Regions from separate parts of the Mus musculus genome. Here all the other regions are linked to region 1. A link is a loop called in an ENCODE intact Hi-C map of the cell type or tissue named here. Cell type or tissue: left cerebral cortex. All regions are shown on one strand.

Region 1 (8,000 bases):
TCCTTATCCTCAATTTTCCCTGAATCTTTGGTATAGGATATACGTTGTAGATGTACTGATTGTCGTTTGGTTTATTATTCCTGTGGTGAATAACCACAAGCAAAGCAACGTGGGGAAGAAAGTATATATTCATCTCATTAGGAAGTCAGGACAGGAACTCAAGCAGGGTAGGAACCTGGAAGCAGAAGCTGATAGAGAAGCCATAACATAGTACTGCTTACTGGCTTGCTCCCTGTAGCTTGTGTAGCCTACTTTCTTGCTGAACCCAGGGCCACTATCCCTGGATTAACTGCACCCATACTAAGCTAGGATCTTCCCCATCAATTATTAAGTTTAAAAGTGTCCTACAGCCTTGTACACAAACAAATATTTTGGAGCATTCTCTATTCTGATGATGCTAGTTTGTGTTAAGTTGACATAAAACTAGCCAATATATGTACACAATGAACAGTTGTTCCCTACAGTCTGAACAGTTGTGGCTTTCTACAATAATATCCATCTGTTGCAAAAGGAAATTTTGGTGTGTGTGTGAAGAATAAAAGCTATACTTACCTGTGTGCCTAAGATGAATATTACAAATGGAAATAGGAATCATTCTAGTTTAGGAAAGTGGGAGTTGTAGGTTCTCCCTTAGGTTTCATATTTTTGGCAGTCTTGGGTCGTTGGCTAGGTTTACAGAACTAGGCATGCATTTCCTCCTAGTTAGTGGTGTTAAGTTAAATCAGACAGCTATTGGTTATTACCATATATAAATGTCACTATTCTGCCTTTAGGGTTATCTTTCTATGCTGGTCCTTGTTGGGGTTAATTGATGTCACAGCTTGGTAAGACTATTGATTGCCTTTTCTTTCTAGGAAAATTAGTGTTTTCTAACATGCTAAGAGCTAGACCTCAGGAAGGAGGTACCTAAGTTAGTTCCCTTTCAACTTCTGCAAGTGCTGACTGACTTCAACAGGAGAGATTTACCTTCAAATTCTAGGAGGCATCCAAGGGCAACTGCAGCAATTCATGTTGTAGTATGGGCGGTCCTGGATTCAACTGACCAACAGCTCAAAAAGAGATTTTCCATGCCTGAAAGTTGCCTTTTGTTAGCTAGAATACGCCCTGGGGAGGAAGCATCATCACACACATATATGTGTATGGGCATGTACACATCTTATTTTTAGGTAAATATTAAATAGTAATATTCCTGGAGGGTTTTTTTTCAAATATTCTTAATGTTATTTACTCCTCCTTCCTCCCTCCCTCTCCTTCTGGCTACCTCTCTCCTCATTTATGCCCCCATTCTTTTCTCATCTTCACCTTCATAGCACCCACAAATTGCTATTTTCCTCTCTAATCCAAAGTCTCAACCCCCAGCCCCACCACCCTACAATCCTTCTCTTCTTTTCTGGATTCTGTGATTACTCCAGGTTATATATTCACCTCTGAAGATTTGGAAGTAGGATCCACAAATAAGAGGGAATATCTAGGTTAGTCTTCTAGGATTTGAGATACTTCACCCAGTGTAATATAACTCATCCATTTGGCTGTAAAGCTCATGGCTTCATTCTTTCTTACAGCTGAATAGTAGTATATTTTTGTATTCATTACCTTATTTTATTATAAATACCAAACTTTAATTTTTAGGTGATTTTCATATACCTTTCTCTACCTGAATTTGTAGAGACACAGTATATTTCACTTTCATGTTAACTCTTCTTATCATTCCCTTAATCATTTCCCAAGGATAGCAAATTTACTGCTATCATTGATTGATTTGACCTTCATTGATTGCAGTGTGTATTATCTGAAATCATTAAAAGGGGAAAATGTATTTAATTAGTGTGAAAGTCAATGTTAACCTGTTTTACATTTCCTTGATTAATAGATGAAATAGACCTTTTCATAACTTTATACTAATTACAGTACTTTTCTAGGATCTATATTAATATTCTAATCTTGTCTATAAAAATACATATTATATCAAAATTCTTTGACATAGTTGCATATGTAGAATGAGACTCAAATTCCTCATTCATTACAATTACGTTAGTGTGCTTAGGGGTGATCATTACTACATACCACAGATTGATTCTGTAAGCAGTACAGTTAGAGATGAAGAAGACCTCCAAAGGCTGGTGGTCTTTTGAACCTCAATCCTTAACTTCCAAGAGGTTCCTTCTGGGGTCTACATTGTCTTTTTCCATTATTTTGTCTAGGTCCTAATTTCTTCTGCTTATGATGACATCAGTCTTACTATATTCAACCTGCCTGTAAGATCTCATTTCACCTCATGCTTTGTTAAAAACCCTGTTTTTAAATGCAGTATCTTATGAGATTTTTCATTTTTAGTTGATCAACATGAAATATTCCTTAAGATAGTATCCTACCTTATGGCATGAAAATTCCCACTCCAACCGTAGAAAGTAGGATAGTGCTTTTATTTGTTTGTTTGGTGTGGTTTGGGTTTGTTTTTTGTCGTTGTTGTGTTTGGTTGGCTGGTTGGGGCGTTTTTGTTTTTGTTTTGTTTTGTTTGGTTTGTTTTTTTGTTTGTTTGTTTGTTTGTTTTGTTTTTTTTATTGTACCAGAACAGAATTTTAGGCAAAGAAAGAAAATACATATACTTTAGTAGTTCACTGACTACAACAATGTAAAGAAGGAAAACAAAGAATACATCAGAGGTAAATGACCTTGTTGAAGGATCTGGGGAAGACTGGATATGAGGACACCATGAGCTCCTTAGAATTCTGTGGTGGAGACTGGATGAAAGTATCATTTAGGTGGGGTTTATAGTTTTTAGAAAGTTGTTTACCATCTTCTGATAAGCAGTCCTGGTAGATATGGCACAATCTTCTTTGTGGTTATTTGGGAGAGTCTATGATCTTCTTGGTTCTCAGTGTTACCCCTGCCTCAGTCATCCTTAAACAGTTGGTACTACTAGATTCAGCCACGTTCCTTCCTAGGTAGCTGAACTTCAGAAATCAATCAAGATCCTTACATTGGAATAATTCATTTTGTCTAGGGAACACAACTCTTGTTTGTTTTAAATAAGGCTCCTGTTAATGTGTTCTTTGACAATTTAATACATGTATGAACTATATCCTGATACTTCTCTCTTAACCTCCTCCATCCCTATTAACCTGATTGCTTACCGCAGATCTTTTTCCAATGCTCGTGTATTTTTGTTTGACTTTGTGACCTGCTGAGTTTAACCAGGGTCATATATGTGACTATTGGTGTTGAGGTAATCCATTGTTGGATTCACTTATGGATACCCTTTAAATTTTGGAATGATCCTATCAAAGAAGAGATATCTCATGTCCACTATTAAGAGTGCCTTATATAAATTATTTTAAATAACCCTCACATACTTAATCAGAATCACATGGCATAATAAACTATATATACTATCTGAAGCTTTTAAGATCTAATTAACTCACTTTTATCCTGCTAATGATGTACTGATGATAATCAATAATGCTCTTCCTTTGCATTGTAATATAAATGACTATAATTTTATTCAATTCTCATATTTTCACTTAGTTGAGATCAACAGTAGTAACTTCAAGTTGGTCAAAAAGAAAGTTTAAATAGGTCCTGTTAAAATGTTAGCAATAGCATTTTATTCAGCTGGAAATGAGAATGAAATCTACAGGAAAATAGATGGAACTGGAAAACATTTTTGGAAACAAGATTAACCCAAGCGCAGAAATATGAATACCATATGTTATCGTGTATGGATCCAAGCTTCTAATTGTTAGGTGTATGTATCCAAGTGGGAGAAACTTGGGTAAAACCCAGAAAACCAGAAAGGTACCCATATGACTGGGGAAAAAAACATATTTTAACAAAAGGGGGGTGGAATATGAGAAAGCCAGCCGGAGGAGGTGTGGGTACTGGATATAAAAATGTACAGCAGAGAACAGAGAAATGGGCCAAAGGGAGGAAGGAAGTCAGTGAGCAGAGACCAATCAAGCTAAAGTATGTACAAACACTGCCCAGGAAAACATGTTATACGCTGAATGGATGGCCTAAGCTTCTCCAGCGTAAGACGAGACATCCATGTTGACTTTATTTCATGTTCCCTGTGAACCCATGAAACAGATTCGGATCTCCATGCTTCTCTACAGGAGGTTGCAGCTCAAACAGGCCACTGTTAGATGTGGAGTTAGAGAGGTTCAAATATAGATTAGACACAAACTTCATGGCAATAAAGCCTAGTCTACTAGGCATGGAAGCATAGATTTTAGAAGGAGCTTCTACAAGTCTTAGTATAGAATATTTCTGTGTTATCTAGATCGAAGACATATTTAGCAAACTGATATACTGGTGACCTGGTCAAAAGTAATGTAGATAGTATATCCAGGAACCTCCATCATGAAAAATAAACCATGGTATCCTGCAGCATCCACTGCACAGAATGCTAACCCCTTTCTGCCATAAGGTTAAGATTATTTCTAATAAACCTTGAAGCACAAGGGAGATCTTAAGAGATCTTTATCTACTATAAAATTGGGTAGAGGCTGGATCATGGCATGTAATGTGCATTAATAATGTTTTATGAATCTCATTGAACACCCATTCCATGTCTTTGGGAAAGATTTAGCTTAAAAATATTCCCTGAGGGCTATTACTCATCAGACTACTGAAGTCTAATGACATCATTATTAAGGGCAGGTATATTCTCTACCCAGGAGTTTAATGTTAAAATAAGTTATTATTAATAATCTAAAGTAAAACTGAAAGTATTCATTATTTATTACTCATTAAAGAGATTTCCAATTAGCAAAAGGATCTTAATGGCGTATCTTGTATTTTTTTTATATATACAAAATCATTCAAAGTAGAACAAATTTCATTGTATAAAATTACTGAGTGATGTTTAAAAAGAGAAAATATTTAAATAAATAAAGTATCAGTGTTAAAATGTAATTGTAAATAAGTAAATTATTATTCTTAGGCAAACATTACCTAATCGGATGTTGAAGAGTCAATTTCACACATTAACTAATGAGGGAACTGGTGCCTTTCAGGTCTGAAGAAAACTTAGAAGCTAAGAGACTTTTTATAGGAACTTGTTGAAGCAGCATTAGGATACGCTATAAATCATCAGTTAATTAAATGCTTACTGGTTAATTTCTACCAGATCATCCATATGTATGACTCTATCAGTCGGCAGAAATTATTTCAGTCTTTCCAGAGGTAAACTATAAGGATGGCTTCACCAACAAAGGCATCATAGTTAACCAAACCCATCACTAGAACATCTCTGTGTGTCTTGCTCTTGTGTATTCCAGGAAGTCTGCACTTCCCTTTGCTGTCTTTTTTTTTTTTAAGTTTTCAAAATGTTTTATGTTTCTTTTTTGTTTGTTTGTTTTGTTTTTTTTAATTGGGTATTTATTTCATTTACATTTCCAATGCTATCCCAAAAGTCCCCCACAGGCTCCCCCACCCACTCCAACTTCTTGGCCCTGGCATTCCCCTGTACTGAGGCATATAAAGTTTGCACGACCAATGGTACTCTTTTTTCCACTGATGGCCGAATAGGCCATCTTCTGATTCATATGAAGCTAGAGACATGAGCTCCGGGGGGGGGGGGGGGTATTGGTTAGTTCATATTGTTGTTCCACCTATAGGATTGCAGATCCCTTTAGCTCCTTGGGTACTTTCTCTAGCCCCTCCATTGGGGGCCTTGTGATCCATCCAATAGCTGACTGTGAGCATCCACTTCTGTGTTTGCCAGGCCCCGGCATAGTCTCACAAGAGACAGCCATATCTGGGTCCTTTCAGCAAAATCTTGCTAGTGTATGCAATGGTGTCAACGTTTGGAAGCTGATTATGGGATGGATCCCCAGATATGGCAGTCTCTAGATGGTCCATCCTTTCGTCTCAGCTCCAAACTTTGTCTCTGTAACTCCTTCCATGGGTGTTTTGTTCCCAATTCTAAGAAGGGGCAAAGTGTCCACACTTTGGTCTTCGTTCTTCTTGAGTTTCATGTGTTTAGCAAATTATATCTTATATCTTGGATATTCTAAGTTTCTGGGCTAATATCTACTTATCAGTGAGTACATATTGTGCGAGTTCTTGTGTGATTGGGTTACCTCACTCAGGATGATGCCCTCCAGATCCATCCATTTGCTTAGGAATTTCATAAATTCATTCTTTTTAGTAGCTGAGTAGTACTCCATTGTGTAAATGTACCATATTTTCTGTATCCATTCCTCCGTTGAGGGGCATCTGGGTTCTTTCCAGCTTCTGGCTATTATAAGTAAGGCTGCTATGAATATAGTGGAGCATGTGTCCTTCTTATCGGTTGGAACATCTTCTGGATATATGCCCAAGAGAGGTATCGCGGGATCCTCTGGTAGTACTATGTCCAATTTTCTGAAGAACCACCAGACTGATTTCCAGAGTGGTTGTACAAGCTTGCAATCCCACCAGCAATGGAGGAGTGTTCCTCTTTCTCCACATCCTCGCCAGCATCTGCTGTCACCTGAATTTTTGATCTTAGCCATTCTGACTGGTGTGAGGTGGAATCTCAGGGTTGTTTTGATTTGCTGTCTTAAATTGCTGCATTTTTCAAATTAAAATTCCTCATAAGATCTATTATCTTAACTACTCACATTTATACAGCATATTATTCCTAACTGCCCTTCAATGTACTTGATGTAAATTCAAAATGTAAATAAAAATTTTATCCTATTTTTGCTGTGAGTGGGAAATAAGGTGTACAAAGCTTCTAACACAAATTAGAGAAATATGAAAAAATGACAGCTGGGTTTTAATGAGTCCAGGGATTTTAGGTTTTGGTCACTCGGAAAATGGTTTAGAGTAAAAACATCATCTAAAACTCATTGAAGAATGGATAGTATTGAAACCCTAGAACATCGTATTCAAATGTAAACTCTGGTACATCTATCTTCATTTGTAAACGGGAAATATCAGAAGCATTAATCTTAAAATACATCCAGCACTGCTACCTGCATCTTGACTTGCCTATCTATTAAGCAACTCTATGAGCATGCTTGGGTTTCAGGTTTTGGATATAGAAGCAAATAAATGCAGAGGAATGAATCCGTTGTGTAAACAGTGGTGTAGGAAATGTGGGCACAGGGACATCTGCATCAGAATGAAGTCTGTTCAAAAGGCATACACCTCGGACCTCTTGCCTTATTCTGTATTCAGCTGTCAGCATCTGACCTCTGTAGCCCAGCATGTGAAGATACTGAAGCAGTTACCCGCTGCACTCAACTCTAGGAACGGCTATTGCAGCAGGTGTTTGGCCAGCTGTTTTAGCAGTCTCATCAAGTGTGCCTGGAGTACTCCAATAAGGAGAAAAATGCTAAAGCATCCAACGTACAAATGTATGGGAGAGCTGTGCTTACTTAGGGTGAAGTCAGCAAAAGCAAGACTTTCTGATGATGCTTAAAATACATTGTAGCAGTGTTGGACATAAAATTAGCTGATTTATGTGTCTTGTTACTGAATAGCATACATACATAGCTTAATGAGTTAAGTTGTTAGGGAATGAAATGAAAAGCAAAATACTACTCAACTCAGAAATTCTGTCCATCAAGTGATAGAAAGAAGAGAATTGTTTAAGTGAATGAATTTTAAGCTGAAAGTGATAAGGCTCTCATATGTTAATAAAGAAAAAAGGAAATTCGTACTTCCTACAACCAAACCAATCAGATCCTTGTTATGTATTCCTAAGCCAAACTGAAGCCCCTTTTCAAATAACGCATTAAAACACCATTGTTCAGTTCTAATTTTGTAAAACAAAAAATAAAACTTGAAACACTTTTGCAACTCATTCAATTCATAGAGTTTGTTCTAAATGATCATAGTATATTTTGTATGATGAACATTTCATTCAGTATATGTTTAAAATTAAGATACATTACTCAATACAAAGTATAATTATAATTTACTTTATTTCAATACAGTATTGAAAACTATAATGCATAAATAACTGTATCATAATATTTAAACAAAATAGCATCTTGTTTTCTATGTTT
Region 2 (8,000 bases), 130 kb after region 1:
AAGACGATAAACATTTTGTGAAATAAACTAAATATTAAGCCCACTATTTTCTAAGTACTGTACACAAGTGGAGTGTAAAAGCAAAATCAATGTACAGATATTGCTCCCAAGGCCATGGATTTAATGATTCACTCAGAGTTACCATTTAAGGCACTAAATGCTCTGCAAAAGATGGTGTGAAGATCAAGACAATGTATGTGAATGGTCAGGGAGAAAACAAGTTAATATTTAATGTTCTAGAAACCAGAGTATGAGAGAATGTGAGAAAACCTGAGGAGCTCTCATGTGGAGAGTAAGCAGCAATACCATAAGGCTTTCAGGAACTGATGCTCTGCTGGGATTTTACTTCTGGGTAAAACTAAGCCAGGAAAAAGACAAAGAGATTGGAGTGTAATTTACTGCTGAAGAACCACATGTTCTTCCAGAGTATCCAATTATAAAGTACTTAGGACTGAAATGATAAGAAAGGCTCAACATTATCAAGGACTAAGAAAGCATATGGCACAGTTCTAGATTTTTCAAGAAACCTACAGCCTCCATCTCCTAGTTTATCTTTGTTTTGGGGATAAAATTGTGAATAAAAATAAAAAAGATTGTAAGAGCCAGAGGTAAATAAAGACTACTGCAAATTGTGTCTTCTGGGCATGATGGAACTGTTCTAGTCACCTCACACCAACTATGGTTGTCTGCACAAGACCTGCACAAGATGAAGCCAACTGATGTTTTAGCATGAATGGAATGACAGGCTCAGAAACTCAAGTTCCCTTCATGAGAGCTGTTGGACAAAATGGCTGCTGAATTAGGAAGAGTCAGTTTTTTTTCTTCAGGGGTATGGTCTGTGGTAGACTGTCAAGTGGATGGTCCTATTTTCTGCATGTGGCAGCAGCACTCTGTGCTTTATAAAGAAGAAGACATAAAGTTAAGGTGCAGGAATGAGGAAGAGAAATGAGGGAGAAGGTTTGGGGAGAGACTGGACAGTCAATGTGATCAAATTACATTGCATACACATAATAAAACTCTCAAAAATTAAAGAAAATTAAATTTAAAAATGTTTTGCATTAAACCGATATGATACACTGAAATACAAAACATTCTTTTTTGTTATGATTTTAAAATCATCAAAGTAAATCTACAATATGATCAATTATACTTACTAATCTGTACCATAAGCCCAGAGGATTCAATATATTTCGCTATGCTCATATTATAGCCATGTTCATTTTTGGCCTATTTACAATAACTAGAAAATGGAAACAACCTCAATGCCCTTTGGTTGATGAATGGATAAGGAAAATTTAGCATGTATATATGATGTAATTTTATTCAGCTATAAAGAAAAATGAAACGATGACATATTCCAGGTATAGAGGTAGAAGCAGAAAATATGAGTCTGAGTAAGGTCATTCAGAAGAGGAACGATGAGTGTTGCATGTTGTTATTTGTTGACCATAACTCCACATGTTTAGAAGTTAGCATGATACAAGATCTATGAAGGGAGAAATAGGAAAATGAACAGGGAAAACTACTGATGGTATAATCTCTCTATATAATTTAAAACATACATTATGAATTATATATCCCATATATATTAAATAAAGCCGTACTACTTGGTTTGACAGTTGCCTCATCAAAGGGACACAGACTATCTACTCAAAACCCCAGTCCCTAGCACAGGAAACCTCTCTTAAAATTATTGCACAGGGGAATTTAAAAGTTCCTCCAAAACAATATAGTCCATTCCTTTGCCCTTGGTTGCCTACAAGAACATGAGGCTAAGACCCTACTGCTGAGGTCTCCACAAACGGACACATGATGGTACTGAACTGGAACTTAGCTACATCTCCTCTCTGAGGACCACCTCTCATCACAGCAGAGGTGCTGTGAACGCTTCCAGGTGAGAAACACAAGCAATAGTCCTAACCCACAAATGACAGTGACCAACATGGCTGAAAGTGTCCAAGGGTACAATAGTGGCACTGGTATCTTAGAGGTAACTAACAGATTAATTTAACTGGACTTGTGGCCCACTCAGAGGGAGGGAATTCATATCCACTACTGTAAGCAGAGTCAACCATCTGTGAATGTTGAGATCATGAACACTAGGGAAAATATTCTCAAAAAATACACTAGAAACACTTACTGTGCCTCACAATGTCTGTAGTTGCTAATCATATCACATATAATAGAAGACATTAAATAAATGCTTAAGTGTTATGACTACCAAAAAAAATTAACACTTAAAATAATATCTATGTAATTCTCATTTAATAGTTATATAATTCTAAGCTGTATATATCCATCATGGATACATATACATAATTGTATCCATACATGAATAAAATAATATGTTATATACTATAAAATATAGTTTTCATTTATGAATTTAAAAGTACACAGTCATATATATGTCAAAAGAAAAATAATAAAAAGGGAAAAAAGAGTACCTTATATTAGGACAAACTATCAGAACCGGGGACATGGCCACACAAGCATGAGGTCCTGAGGCTGGATGTCCAAAATCCATGAAAAGGCCTGACATTGTATGTGAAATCCCAGTGCTGTTATGGAAGGGAGAGGAAAAGAAGCCTAGAAGCTTTAGGATCATCTACCCTGACATGTGCAAGGATAGCGTGGAGGTACAAGAAAAAAAAAAAACAAAAACAAAAACAGTACTCAAGCTGACCTTCTGAGCTCCACTGAGGGCAATGGCATGATGTGTCACTACCAATTGTACACAAATTACACACATCACACACATGCACACACACACACACACACACACACACACACACATCACATACTACCATCCACACATCGTACTTATCAAACACACATCACACACATGCATCATAAATATATCACACACTTATATATGCATATATTACATACATACACCCATACACACACCTTATATCCACACATACCACACACAGGGATTAAAACAAGCATAGGCTTTCATCCAATAGTTGCAATACAGTGAACCAGATGATTTAAATTTAGAATTTATTTTATTTTAGAAAGTCAAAGTAATGTGCGTACAGCATATTACACAATGCCCTCAGTGACATCTGTGCCCAAGATACATGCTAATAACTTTGCATGCAAGTCATTAACCATGCCTAGTGAATTATAAATAGGCATAACTAGCTTCTTGTTGCTTTGGCTTGGGATCAGCCTGCTTATTTCTGACAGAGAACTTGTGAAGGAGTAATTGGCTTCAGAGTCTGGGGATTTGAAATTAAAAATGAGAAATTCCAGAGTGTTTGAATTTTAAATTTTCCAAACTTACTTCACATAAATAGTTGTGGAATTCGGCTATCCAATACTCAATAAAACTGAATTCCTTGAGACCCGAGAAGGGAACAAATGAGAAGCAGAGGGGCCTGGCAGGGAACACATCAGCTTTTCCAAAGGCATCATCCTTCAGCAGTGCTAATGAGGCCACCATCTAGAGGCTCTGCTTTGTGCAAGATGTCTAGAAACAGAAGTGTAGCTCGGAATTGCATCTTCCCAGTTAGTGTGGTTTTCTTTCTTTTTTTCTTTTTTTTTTATTATGTATTTTCCTCAATTACATTTCCAATGCTATCCCAAAAGTCCCCCACACCCCCCCACTGCCCTACCTACCCATTCCCATTTTTTGGACCTGGCTTTCCCCTGTACTGGGGCATATAAAGTTTGCCTGACCAATGGGCCTTTCTTTCCATTGATGGCCGACTAGGCCATCTTTTGATACCTATGCAGCTAGAGTCAAGGTATTGTTGCATTTGCAAAGTTTGACAAAGAGTGGCTTGGACCTCTACATCAGAATCACTGCAAGTGAAATGTAAATGTCTGTACGCCAGCCAAGGACAGTTGAATCAGAGTGTGAATCTTCATTTTAGCATAGTGCTGTACACATTAGGGTATTAATAGAGTCACTGCCATAGACGATGTAGAGCTTTGAAAAATAAAAGAGATCTGATGTGGGGAGGTACTCTGTGTGGAACCCTGAGAACAATCCTACAGAAAGCAAGTGTGACAGGAGAGCCATTGATGACCCCTTTGAGGGAAGCTGACCGTTGACCTGGATCCTAGGAGGAGGATGAAAGCTTCTTAGGTGCAAAGAGTTAAGGTTACCATAGTCAGAGGCATGTGGTTAGGAAAGAACTATGGCTTCCTTCTGCACTGCACTGTGTATGGGTACCACTGATGGGTACCACGGGTGTTAAAAGGGGAAGGAGTCTATTTAAACATGCTGCGGCAGTGGTGCGAGAAGTCACAGAGCTCAAATTCTGACTCGCTGTTTTGCAAGAAGTCTATATACATTTTTTATTTTTTAATGTTTGTATCCTTCTCTTATATTTTGTACTTCAACCAGTTTCCCCTCGCTCCCCTCCCTCCAGTCTCTCCCTCCCACCTCCCTTCTCCCCCAGACCCACCCCTCCTTCACTCAGCATCTGCTTAAAAAAGAGCAGACTTCCCAGAGACATCAATCAAACACAGCATAACAAGCTACAATAAGACGAGGCATATATCATCACATCAAGGTTTGGATGAGGCAACCCAGTTTGAAGACAAGAAGCCTACACATAAGCAAAAGAGTTAGGGACAGCCCCTGCTCCCACTTTTAGGATTCCCACGAGAACACCAAGCTACTCAGCCATAACATTTACACACAGGACCAGGGTCAGACCCCTATAGACTCCCTGATCTCTGAGAGCCCCCATGATTCCCGTTGAGTTTTTCTGTGAGCCATGTTCTTGTTGGGTCCCTGATCCCTCTGGTTTTCTGATAGTCCCTCTTCATCCTCAGCGGAGCTGCCAGAGCTCTGTTCGGCTTTAGGACTCTGCATCCGTTCCCATCAGTTTCTGGACAATGTCTCTCTGGTCTCTCTGATGATTATTCTGCTAGGCTCCGGTCGAAATCTACATACTTCTAATATTTAACAGTAAACATGTTCCACGATATTTTTACTCATGAACAGTACAAGACTTGCCTGGCATCTGTCGCATGCTGTTTCTGTGATGAATGTAGCCTCACATGTCGTCAAAACAGAATCCCTTTTGTAAATGTATATGTTCCCTTCTCAGACTCAGTTATGCATGTGTGTTTAACTTCCAAATTATGGTGTGTGTAAATAGTTCTTGAATCGGGAGCAAGTGGATTGAGAACATTAAACAGCACAGGAGAGAATGCGCTTGTGGTTTGAATGGAGAATAATATGAATCACAGTTACAACATGGCCACAGCATCTCACTGTTTGCAGTCTCAGAGTAACCTACTATATTTAAATAAATAGGAACAATACCAATGTGTACAGCGCTGAAATCCTATTGAAACATATGAAATATGACTCAACAACAAAAAAAATATGTGTATGCATTTTAAGTTGTGTTTGTTTCAAGCCAGAGTTCAGTAAATTCTATGTAGTTGTAACAGTTCATTTAACAATGCCATGTGCCACGCACCCTAATTAATCAGTCATTTGATGGTCTTATTTCTGAAAATAATTGCTACATTCTAATAATAATTTTGTGCAACTAAACAGAAGATTAATGTTCTCATTATAAACTTTCTCACACTTCAGTTATGCAAGAAAGGGTCAAAACAAGCCAAAGATAATGAACTAAATTGGGAGTAGAGGATAAAATAGTGCCTTGTAAGAGGATTTTAGTTGAAGAAATGTCTGAGTGGTGTTAGATCCGGAAACAGTGGCTCACAGAAATCTATTTCTCTACTGCTTGATATGCAACACTCTGAAAATACCCATTTTATGTAATGACGATCATTGCCAAGCTGATAATAATTCTACACTGGATGCCTTACATAGATCATCTGTCTTGATCCTTAATCTATAAGCAGAACAAATATGTCACTTACCTCATGAATAATCATCCTATATTTCATCCTATGAACACTGATTACCATCAAATGAAACTTAGGGAGGCATGTAGAGCTATTTAATGTCTCAGAATATTTCAACCTGATATCCTCCTTGGCACTTCAACCTTTATGAATATTAAAAAACCAAGCCATGTGGCTATACTTTCATTGGTGGGAGGATCTTTCACTAAAAGCAGTCGAGCACATGATATATTGTGGACACTTTCCAGAGTTATCAGAGGTTATGCCCTTAATACTTGAGGGTTATAAAATTATTACCAATAAAAGTGAACACTGGAGTACAAAGAGATTAAATGATTTTTCCAAAATGACATATTCATAAAAACATATAAGGAAATCAATCAACATTTGTGTTGAAATTTTCCTTTAGGCCAGTGTGTTAAAAACAATAGATGATTGTGGGAACTAAAGGGGTATAGAGGAAGGAAGGGGAAGGGAGAATAGCCCATGTCCGATCAGAGTTCCTCCTATGCTCTGGGCAGATGGACGTGGGAGGCCTGCCAGACACTTTCCACTAAGCCCCGGGTGGGCATCTAAGCCACTGACCCCACTCAATGAGGGGTGGGCAAGGGGAAGCCCCTGGAACCAGGGGGCCCTGGGGCAACACCCTGTAGCCCCAGGGTTATGGGGGAGAGGGCATAGAGAGAGAGAGGTTCCCACGCAGTCTAGAGTAAGCACAGCGGGCCTTGATGAACAGAGACAGTCTATGGTTTTAGAGCTTTATTATAGAAAGGCAGAGGGAAAGGAGAGAAGGTGGAAAGAGAGAGAAAGGGAGAGAGAGAAGCCACGTGGCCAAGAGGAGAGATGGAGAAAAGGAGAGACAGAAGAAAGGCTAGAGAGTAAGAGGGAGAGAGAGAGATTGAAAGGAGAGGAGAGAAGAGTTTAAGGGGAGTAAGAGGAGTAAGAGCAAGAGAGCAAGAGAGTGAGGAGGGGCCAAATAGCCCTTCTTATGGTATGCTGTTATCTTTACTGTTGCTAGGTAACTGGGGAGGATTCTAGCTTGAAGGTTAAAAGCTTGGGACATTGCCTACCCTAACCATGCTTCTCTTGTGGGGGCTGTAGGGGGCAGTAACTTAGACAGGAGCCAGAGTTCCAAGAGACATGAGAGAACTTTTTCTATCCGGTGTAGGTGAATTATCACCACCAGGTCCCAGGGTTCAGCATCTCAGCTTGACTGAGACCAGACTGTGTATAGCCCAATGCCCCACAAATGGTTAATACATTTTTAAATGTTGACTTCCAACACATAAGTCGCTGTTCACTACCCATTATTTCTCACAATTTGAGAGGGAGATTCACTATCACATTCTCAACACAAATGACACCAAACAAAAAAACAAAACAAAACAAAACAAAACAAAACAAAAATAAAAACAAAATCCAACTAGAGTAGCTTCTTGTTGTCTACAGCCCTATCTTATATCATGTAGTGTATTCTATTGATTCTCTGGTTACATTTAGACTTCTTATCACACAAAGACAGATTCTTAAACATTTGTTCCATTTCTTACCCCAGACCAAATATTGGGTGGCTACTCTACCTACTGACTCCCTGGATACTTTGGGGCAACAGTAGAAGCCACACAGTCTCTTGTCTGAGTTTTGGCTCCCTTGTTCCTTCTGACCTGGGCAATGCCTACCAACTCTGAAGGTTTTAGTATTCCGCAAGTAAAAAATTATGGAAAGAATATTTCACACTTGTTTAATTGATTTTCTGCTGTACTGTAACTCCCATCAGGATATTTTCATTCCTTTTTATTATGATATTTGTACAAAATAGACAACATATCTATACACATAGCTGCCAGGCTTTTATTACGTTATTATTGTAACTTTGTGGTCATTATGTCATTACTTTAAATGGCTGGGGACAGTGAAATTGAAAGACTACTTTAGGAGATGAGTGTGCAGGGACAGTGATGGCTTCACAAGGAAAATACAAGGAATAGACACAGGAAATCATTGCTTAAAAACCTGGTAGCAAGTAAGTCTTGATCTAGTAAAGGTTTGCACAGTTTGATGCTGTACTGAAGAAATTCATTTTTAATACAGGAAATAATAGAAGATTGCCCCAATTTGAGAACACATGGGAATACCCATCAGAATCAGGAGGTAAC
Region 3 (8,000 bases), 160 kb before region 1:
TTATTGAGGGTGTCTTTTGCCTTGCAGAAGCTTTGCAACTTTATGAGATCCCATTTATCAATTCTTGATCTTACAGCACAAGCCATTGCTGTTCTATTCAGGAATTTTTTCCCCTGTACCCATATCTTCGAGGCTTTTCCCTACTTTCTCCTCTATAAGTTTCAGTGTCTCTGGTTTATCAAAAGAAAAATTTCTCAAATAGCCACAATATTTTTAGCTAAGTAGAATATCTTTTTTTAAATTCCACACATGATTTCAATATTGAACTAAATGGGGAGAGTTATGTACAAATTTCAATATGGGACTGGTGAGACAAGTCAGTTTGTAAGTTGCTTATCATGAAAGCATGAGGGATCCTAGTTTGATTTTCTGAGCCCAGAAAAACAAATAACAGTACTTATAATACCCACCCTTTACCCTCAAGCTTGGAAAAGGTAGATCATGTGGCTCACTGGCCAGCTAGCATATGCTACTTAGCATGTTGCAAGCCACTGAGAAATGTCCCAAAGACCAAGGGGAATATGCATGAGGAACAACAATCAAGTTTATCCTCTGGAACTCACACATATGCATATACAGACAAAAATACATACATATATATTGGTTAATATTAGTGTATATTTACAGTTTTAAAAGTTAATCGCTATTATAATTATATGTTTCTGTAATGTAATATTTGATATCTCAATATCTCTGTGCAATCATCAGTTATGAAACTGAGGTAGTTAATCGTCCTATCTTCTTAATTTAATTTTTCTTTAAATCTGGAATACTTATATAGATTGATGTAGCTCTTCATAAAACATCCTGTTGACTGCAGTCCCCACAATGAGCTGCCAAACACCAGCACTCAGCCTTACATTTGGATAAGTGCTGTTCTTCCTCCTTTCCTACCCTTCCTGACCACCCCCTTTCAAGTTTCTAGTTATCAATCCTTTAGTATATCTTGGGATTGAAAGTTCATTGTTATTTGTAGGCTTTCAGGAAGATACCATCAAATACTTTTTCAGAGGTGAAACTTTACCCTAACATAAACCAAGCTCCTTGGAGAGAAATTTGGGAAACTGGTCTGAACCAATGTGAGACATGTTGAGGTTCAGTTAAGAGGATGATAAGTTCATTGGAGAAAAACCCAATAGCAAAATCTTGTGCTCAACATAAGAGTTTGTCTGCCCAGATTCATCCTCTGTGTTTCTTTATTTGTGTTGATGAATATTTGACTCAGTATTCTGATACCATCTTATTATTTTTATTCTTCACAAGTCATTTACTGGTTGATTAATACGAATTACATCAGCCACAAATATTTGAAAATTAGACTCCTTAGCTGAGTATACTTATCATGAAGAATTGAACAATGACTGGGTACTCGGTAACCTTGGCTAAAAAATGGTTAAAGAACTCCATAACTTGCTTTACTTAAGGATGCCACAAAGAGACACCATGCAGAGTCAGAACAATAACCAGCTTTTTAATTGAATGAATGGGCAGCATCACTAAACTCTCATACAATAATTTTCTCTGGGTCTAGGATCAAAGGAAAGAAAACATAAAGACCAAAGAAAGTGAAGTAAAGGACACATGTGGATATTTATGTATTTTGCTGCAAACACAGTGGATTTGCACTTGCCTTTTACAACCTGGCTGTGTCTTGTGCACTGGCAGGACATCTGTGCACAAGGTCCTCCATGTAAGGCCTATCAGGTAGTTGCAAGGATGAGCACCCTGAATGCCAATAAAAGATACATTCTTTTTGTTGTGTTGTTGTTGTTGTTCCTATAAGGACCTTATAACCTTGTCTACTTTAAAAACATCATTCACTTTTTGTGCCCTGGTTTGTACAAACATTATAAAACCTATAGAGAAGATTCATTTTTAGGCTTCAACTATTATTTCCCTAGATTTTCATATTAGATCCTTTATCTGAGTGAAGCAACAGGCTGAATACTGGAAGAGTAGTGTTAAGTTCAATTTTATTGTATAAAAGTTTAACAAAAAAAAACTGTCACTAAGTTTACTCTCAAAAACTAAAGCAATTTGAAATCAGTGTTTTTAAATTTGAAACAAAATGCTAAGCTTGTACAAGACACAGACTTAGTAATGTCTTCTGTGGAAACAATAGAAACTTAACAAAGGAAAGTTAACTCTCCTATACTATAAATACATATACTTCACAGATATGTATCAAACATAAAGGTTATGCTTCCTATAATATAAACACATATGTCTTGCATATTCAAATAAAACATAAAGATTACATTTTTATATTATAAACACATGTACTACACATAAACACACAAAATGTAAAGGATACCTTTTGAAAACTATAAAAGCATGTCCCTCATATACACACAAAACATAAAGGTTACATTTCCAGTAGTATAAAAGCATGTCCCTCACATACACACTGAAAACATAAAGGTGTTTTTCAGTTTCATAAACTGATAAAAGAAGAAGTAATAGTAACAACAACAATAATAATAATAATAATAATAATAGATACTCAAGATCCTTATTTCTCAAATGACTGAGAAATGCTACTTTCTTTGGTGACATTACTGATAACATGATTACTTCAGTCAGGTTCATCAAAGTCTATAGTCACTCCCTCCAGTGAAGGAGAGAAAATAATGCCAAACCATGTAACTGTCTGTACACAAAGCAGGTATGTACTCCCTGACATGAGGTAATAGTTCCACGATTTTATCCAATTTTTCTGATGATTATACGTAATAATAATCTAAAATAAAATTCAGGGAAACTTCTTCTTGTAACTGTTATTACTTACCTTAAGGAAGATTCCCTAATGTGACTAAGACACACCTGCCTCTCACTAGGACCTGCTTCTAGTTTAAACATACCCTGGGTCATGAAAATTAAATTTGGTCAACCAGTTCTTGCTTCACACCAGTGCTGATGGGTAGTTTGCAATTAACTACTCTGTCAGTGCTTCATCATACATACGGTACTTTCTATTTTCAATCTTAAATTTAGAAAACATGAAGATAGAATCCAATCTGTATATGTGGGTGTTCTAGGTAATTGCCCAAGACAACTGTATAACCGAAGAAAAGGTTAATTACGGACGGGGGCTTCCAAAACATTGAGACCTGTTTTTGTAATATTAGCATATTTTATCTACTATATTTACATCAAAGAATCAAAATTATAGGAGAAATAAGCTGATTTTTTCTCTTAATATTTCATATAATATGAAATCTAAGATAGATAACAAAAAATCAATGCAAATTCATTTGTGTGTAGTTTGTATCTGAGTTATTTAAAGAAATAATTTCTAGTTCCTGGATAACAGGAAATCAAATAGACTCTTATTCCCTGTCATGATCTGGCTGCTATGAACTTAATTTTTAGATCTGATTTTTTTCTGAGAATACCACAGTACATCCTTTGTCCTGTTAATCACAATGTGTACCTTAGAAAAGGGGAGCTGTACACTTAGTTCTTGGGCTGCTGGAGCCTGTAAGCAGAGCTTGGCACCATCTGCACCTGATCCTTCACTTGCAAAAAAGCTGGATGTGCATTTCCAGTTCACCCAAAGTCTGTCAGCAGCTGGGCTCTGCAGGAATCCCTCCTGTTGCTAGAGAAAAGTTGTCTCTTTAGGAGAAAAAAATTTTTCTTTCGTCACCAGTATAGAATTCTATAGATTAAAAATTGATGAAAATATTGTAGAGTACATACAATGAAGAATCATTACACATTGCTATCAATATTATTCAAATTGCAAAACAAAGCTGGTTACCTTTTATAGATCTCTCTTTCCATCTTACATATATTTTTGAGACAGGATTTCTCACTGAACCTAGATCTTGTTTTGGCTGGACCAAGTCACTCTGGGGATCCACCTGTTGGCTCACCCAAAGCTGGGATATTGGATGTATGCTATGAATCTCAGTTCTAGGTCTTGGTGTCTTGGGGTGGTCTCAGGTCCTCATGTTTTTGCTACAAGCATTTTACCTACTGAGCCATAGTGCAAGCCTCAAACGTTTACTTTCCACGGTTTACTTTCCTTTGTCACCAGATGATTGCATTCATTCCGTCACTATGGGCAATTTATCTTCGAGGCATTAAGGTTGACTGAAGAATTCCAATGCCTGCAATGTTATTTTTTGTATCATTGCAATCACCATTAAGTCTTTTGTTTTAATCTCAAATACTTTCTGTTTCCCTCCACTGAAGGCCCCAGTAAGTGCTTGTTTTCTCATTGTTCTCTATGTTTCTTTTAGGATCTCCTAATTTAATTTCTATAGTGCACACAATAGATTTATTTCTGTTTCTCCATTCCTGTGATCTTCTGAATAGCAAGAGTTCTTGTGGAACAACGGGTAAACTCCACTGTGTAGCTACATCACTACTTTCCTACATATTCTTTTTTTAGATAGCAATTTACTTTCCATATCGGGCTACTTAAATAAGACAGTTGCCCAGATTTATGCAATTCTAGTGTGAGAATACATTTTCACAGTAGAGACTTTAAGAATTACTCATCCAAATTTAGGATATAAGGACATACAATCCATGTTCATATTATTTTTTTCATGAGTATAATTTCTGATAATATAGAAAGCTTTCCTGAGGTATTAGTTATATATTTGAAATCTGATTAGTAAATCACAATTTACTAGCATGTATTGTTTCTAAGAAAATCATCAGTTCATATTTTATCTGTGAGTAATCATGTTGAAATAAGGGCTTGAGATGATACGTTCTCAGCAATTTCCTGAGTAAAGAGCCCCACGGCCTAGGATACAATCATGGCTTTGATTCCCTTGTCAGAAAGACTAGATTTGTTAGATAAATGAAGCTACTTCATTAATTTAAATAGAATAGCAAACTGATTTCTGAAGTGCATAAGATTTTCCTGTAATTAGAGGTAACATTTTTAAAATCTATAATGAAGAAGAAAATGTAACCCTTTCTCAAGAACCACGCTGTAGAGTTGATAGTATGGAAAATTACATTATTCTAGGGAGTGTTTACCTAAGAATTCTGTCAGCCTGAACAGATGCAGCAAGGCCCCTGTCTTCTCACTAGGGAGGTGGAGGAAGGATAGTGGAAATCTTCATATCCTTTCTCGCATCCTAAGATGAATTAGGTTTCCTATATCTCAGCTCTGACAGTTTAGTGGTGGGATGATCATGTGTGGCTGTTCTAACAATGTTCTTTTTCTCTCTTCTGTACTACTTAGAAATTGAGCTGTTTTCTTCTAATCTGCTATGTAAACATTGCTGGCATTCTAATTTTAGTTTTTGTTACTAGGGGAAGTTATAGGACTTGCTGAAGATGAGACTATCCTTTCCCTTTCATTCAACCTCATTTTTTCACAAGATTACATTATTTGCACATGAATATTCACATACATACAGAAAATACAATGTATCCATATAATATTAATAAAATTTTATCCATGTTGATATCATACATAAGTTTACATTTCACGTGGAAATATTGTAGAAGGGTTTAAAATGAAACCCCAGAATTCTGTTAATATGCTGAATTCACTTTTGCTTTATCTTGGCAGCTTAGGTATCTGATCTTCCACTGTGTGCTGAGTTCCTCAGACCAAGTGCTAATGAGCCACTTGGTTATTTATGGATGCTCAGATAACTAATACAGAGAACATTGGTCTCTATGACTTTTTGGATGGGAACTAAAAATTAGCTTCTAAACCTGCCCATGTTTCTTACAATAGCATTTACACAAAAGTATTTCAGACTTTTATAATGTACAGTAGGTTTAATTTATACAGCAAGAAAATATTTGAAACAGTTACATCAAAGGATGCTAGATGCAAAGAGAATGTCTTTAAATTATTTGGAAAATTACTGAAAAGCAGTAACTGCCCCTGGTTAATGCTTTTGTTCACAATCATTCTCTGGGCATAGCCATAGTATTTTATTGGAACTACTACTTAAATGTTAGTTAGAATCTTTTGCTACTTTAATATTAAAAAGCCTGGTATCAGAATTATGATTGCATACTTAGTATGCAAAAGCTATAAATCATAACTATTTCTATACTTAAGATTATGAAATAATTTGTCATCAGTTAATTCTTCAAGGCTTATGTAAGTGAGTGGGGGTAAGAATGTGAGTTTTCAGAAAATATGGAGATAAAGTATAGAACAGAGAGTGAAAGAAAGGCCATCCAGAAACTGTCCCACCTGGGGATTCGTCTCATATACAGTTATCAAACCCAGGCACTATTGTGGATGCCAAGAACTACATGCTGAAAGAAGCTTGATATGGCTGTCTCCTGAGAAGCCCTGACAGAGCCTTACAAGTACAGAGGCGGATGCTCACAGCCAACTATTTTTCTGAGCACAGGGTGCCCAATAGAGGAGTTAGAGAAAGGACTAAAGAAATTGAAGGGGTTTACAACTCCATAGGAAGAACAATAATATCAACCAACCCGGCTCCCCAGACCCCCCAGGGACTAAGCCATCAACCAAGGAGTACACATGGCTCCAGCTGCATATGTAGCAGAGAATGACCTTGTTAGGCATCAATGGAAGGAGAGGTCCTTGGTCCTATGATGTCTCAATAGATGCCCCAGTGAAGGGTTATCGAAGAAAGGGAGGTAGGAGTGGTTGGGTGGGTGGAGGAACACCCTTATAGAAGCAGGGGGGGATGGATGGGATAAGGGCTTTCCAGGAGGGGAGGTTACTGGGAAAGGGGATGACATTTGAAATGTAAATAAAGAAAATATCCAAAAAAAAAGAATATGATTTTTCAGATCTAGTTCCTTAAATAAACAACTGTGTATTAAAGGAAAACAATTAAGATTTAGGAAAATATCTAAACTCACACTATTTTTCTATTTTTCTTCTTTCAAGATGTTCTACTTATGCCTTAAGAATAACATCTTATTAATTACCTAAGATACTAACAAATTTCCACACTCTAACAAGTAGATTAATTGAAAATTTAGCATTAATTTATTAAGCAGGTTGTTTATATAATTTTCTAGTATACTGTTAGAAGTTTATGGTACTATAAATGCATCTATGCAACCAGAAATACTCCCACACAATAAAACAGATTACTATTAATAAATAAATTAATTAAAACAAAACTTTATGAATGGATATAATATACAAGAAGACACCACCCACCACATAAGAATTATAAAAAGTATAGATACAAAATAAGGAAAAACAATGGACTTTCTAGTGGAAAAAAATATCCTGGAAGAAAGCCCAGGCCCAACACTTGGCATGAATAGCACATCATGTACCTAGAAAAAAAAATTATCAAAGTTGTAGACACATCCTCATATTCCAAAAAAAAAAAAGTTATATTTCAGAAAATCATTAGTGCAGATAAGTAAGGGATCCACGGCCACTTGTAGAAAGGCATATGTTTTTAGACCATGCTATCTCATCAGTGACCTTGGCAAAAATAAGGATGGAAGACTAGCAAGTTGCTTATGTTCTCATGAGCCAGGAACATTTTATTTATCTTACATAACTCATGTGTATGAAAGCCTTTATACAGTTGGTAACACTGTAGGAAAGACAGCTCTTTTGAATCATGTCTAAGTAACTTACAACAAGGCAAAATGTCATGGTATGATTGAGTCATCTCCGTGATATGTTAGTTAAGTGAGAAAAGTGTCAGTTGTTAAAGAAAAGAGAACCAAATGGCCTTTTGAGCTTGAAACATGTCATAATAGAAGTCAAGAAATCTACCTATTTCAGAGGGATGGCCCTTCATATCAGGATCCAACTTGAGATCATTTCTTCCATTGAAAGACTAGGCAGTTTAATAATCAGTAAGGGCAATAGCTGAAGGTCAAATATTTTAAGCTCCAAAATAGAAGTATGAAATATAGCCAGCAAAAAATATCTGAAATTTTTAAATCTTATTTTTGTTAAGATTTTAGATTCTAATTTTTTCTAGTGAACAAGGACATGAAAGAGCAAGATACACAGTTTAGCAACGAACAATAAGTAAAAATTGCTTACCACTTTCACATGTATG

Evidence for each region. A loop is a pair of places that touch in the nucleus more often than their neighbours do. Peaks named below come from ENCODE experiments on the same cell type or tissue, not always from the same donor. Only the 100,000 strongest peaks of a DNase experiment are listed, where the experiment ranks them.
Region 2: it touches region 1 in a loop (4-fold over the local background); 2 of 42 quality-filtered maps call a loop at or near these places.
Region 3: a loop joins it to region 1, with 3 times the contacts of the local background. A loop is called at or near these places in 2 of 42 quality-filtered maps.

What each region holds. Positions count from the first base shown.
Region 1 is chr1:32,499,718-32,507,717 of GRCm38, forward strand. The region is part of intron 6 of Khdrbs2 (KH domain containing, RNA binding, signal transduction associated 2); the gene reads left to right. Among named protein-coding and RNA genes, the nearest start is that of Gm9839, 17 kb to the right of the region's middle. In left cerebral cortex, no CTCF peak of the experiment used is centred here; DNase peaks (open chromatin) are centred at 3,846 and 7,263; H3K27ac peaks cover 1,678 bases.
Region 2 is chr1:32,629,734-32,637,733 of GRCm38, forward strand. The region is part of intron 7 of Khdrbs2 (KH domain containing, RNA binding, signal transduction associated 2); the gene reads left to right. Among named protein-coding and RNA genes, the nearest start is that of Gm24732, 65 kb to the left of the region's middle. In left cerebral cortex, no CTCF peak of the experiment used is centred here; DNase peaks (open chromatin) are centred at 3,165, 3,856, 5,163 and 5,721; H3K27ac peaks cover 2,405 bases.
Region 3 is chr1:32,343,301-32,351,300 of GRCm38, forward strand. The region is part of intron 3 of Khdrbs2 (KH domain containing, RNA binding, signal transduction associated 2); the gene reads left to right. Among named protein-coding and RNA genes, the nearest start is that of Gm25814, 130 kb to the left of the region's middle. In left cerebral cortex, no CTCF peak of the experiment used is centred here; DNase peaks (open chromatin) are centred at 3,524, 3,923, 4,359 and 5,075; H3K27ac peaks cover 1,787 bases.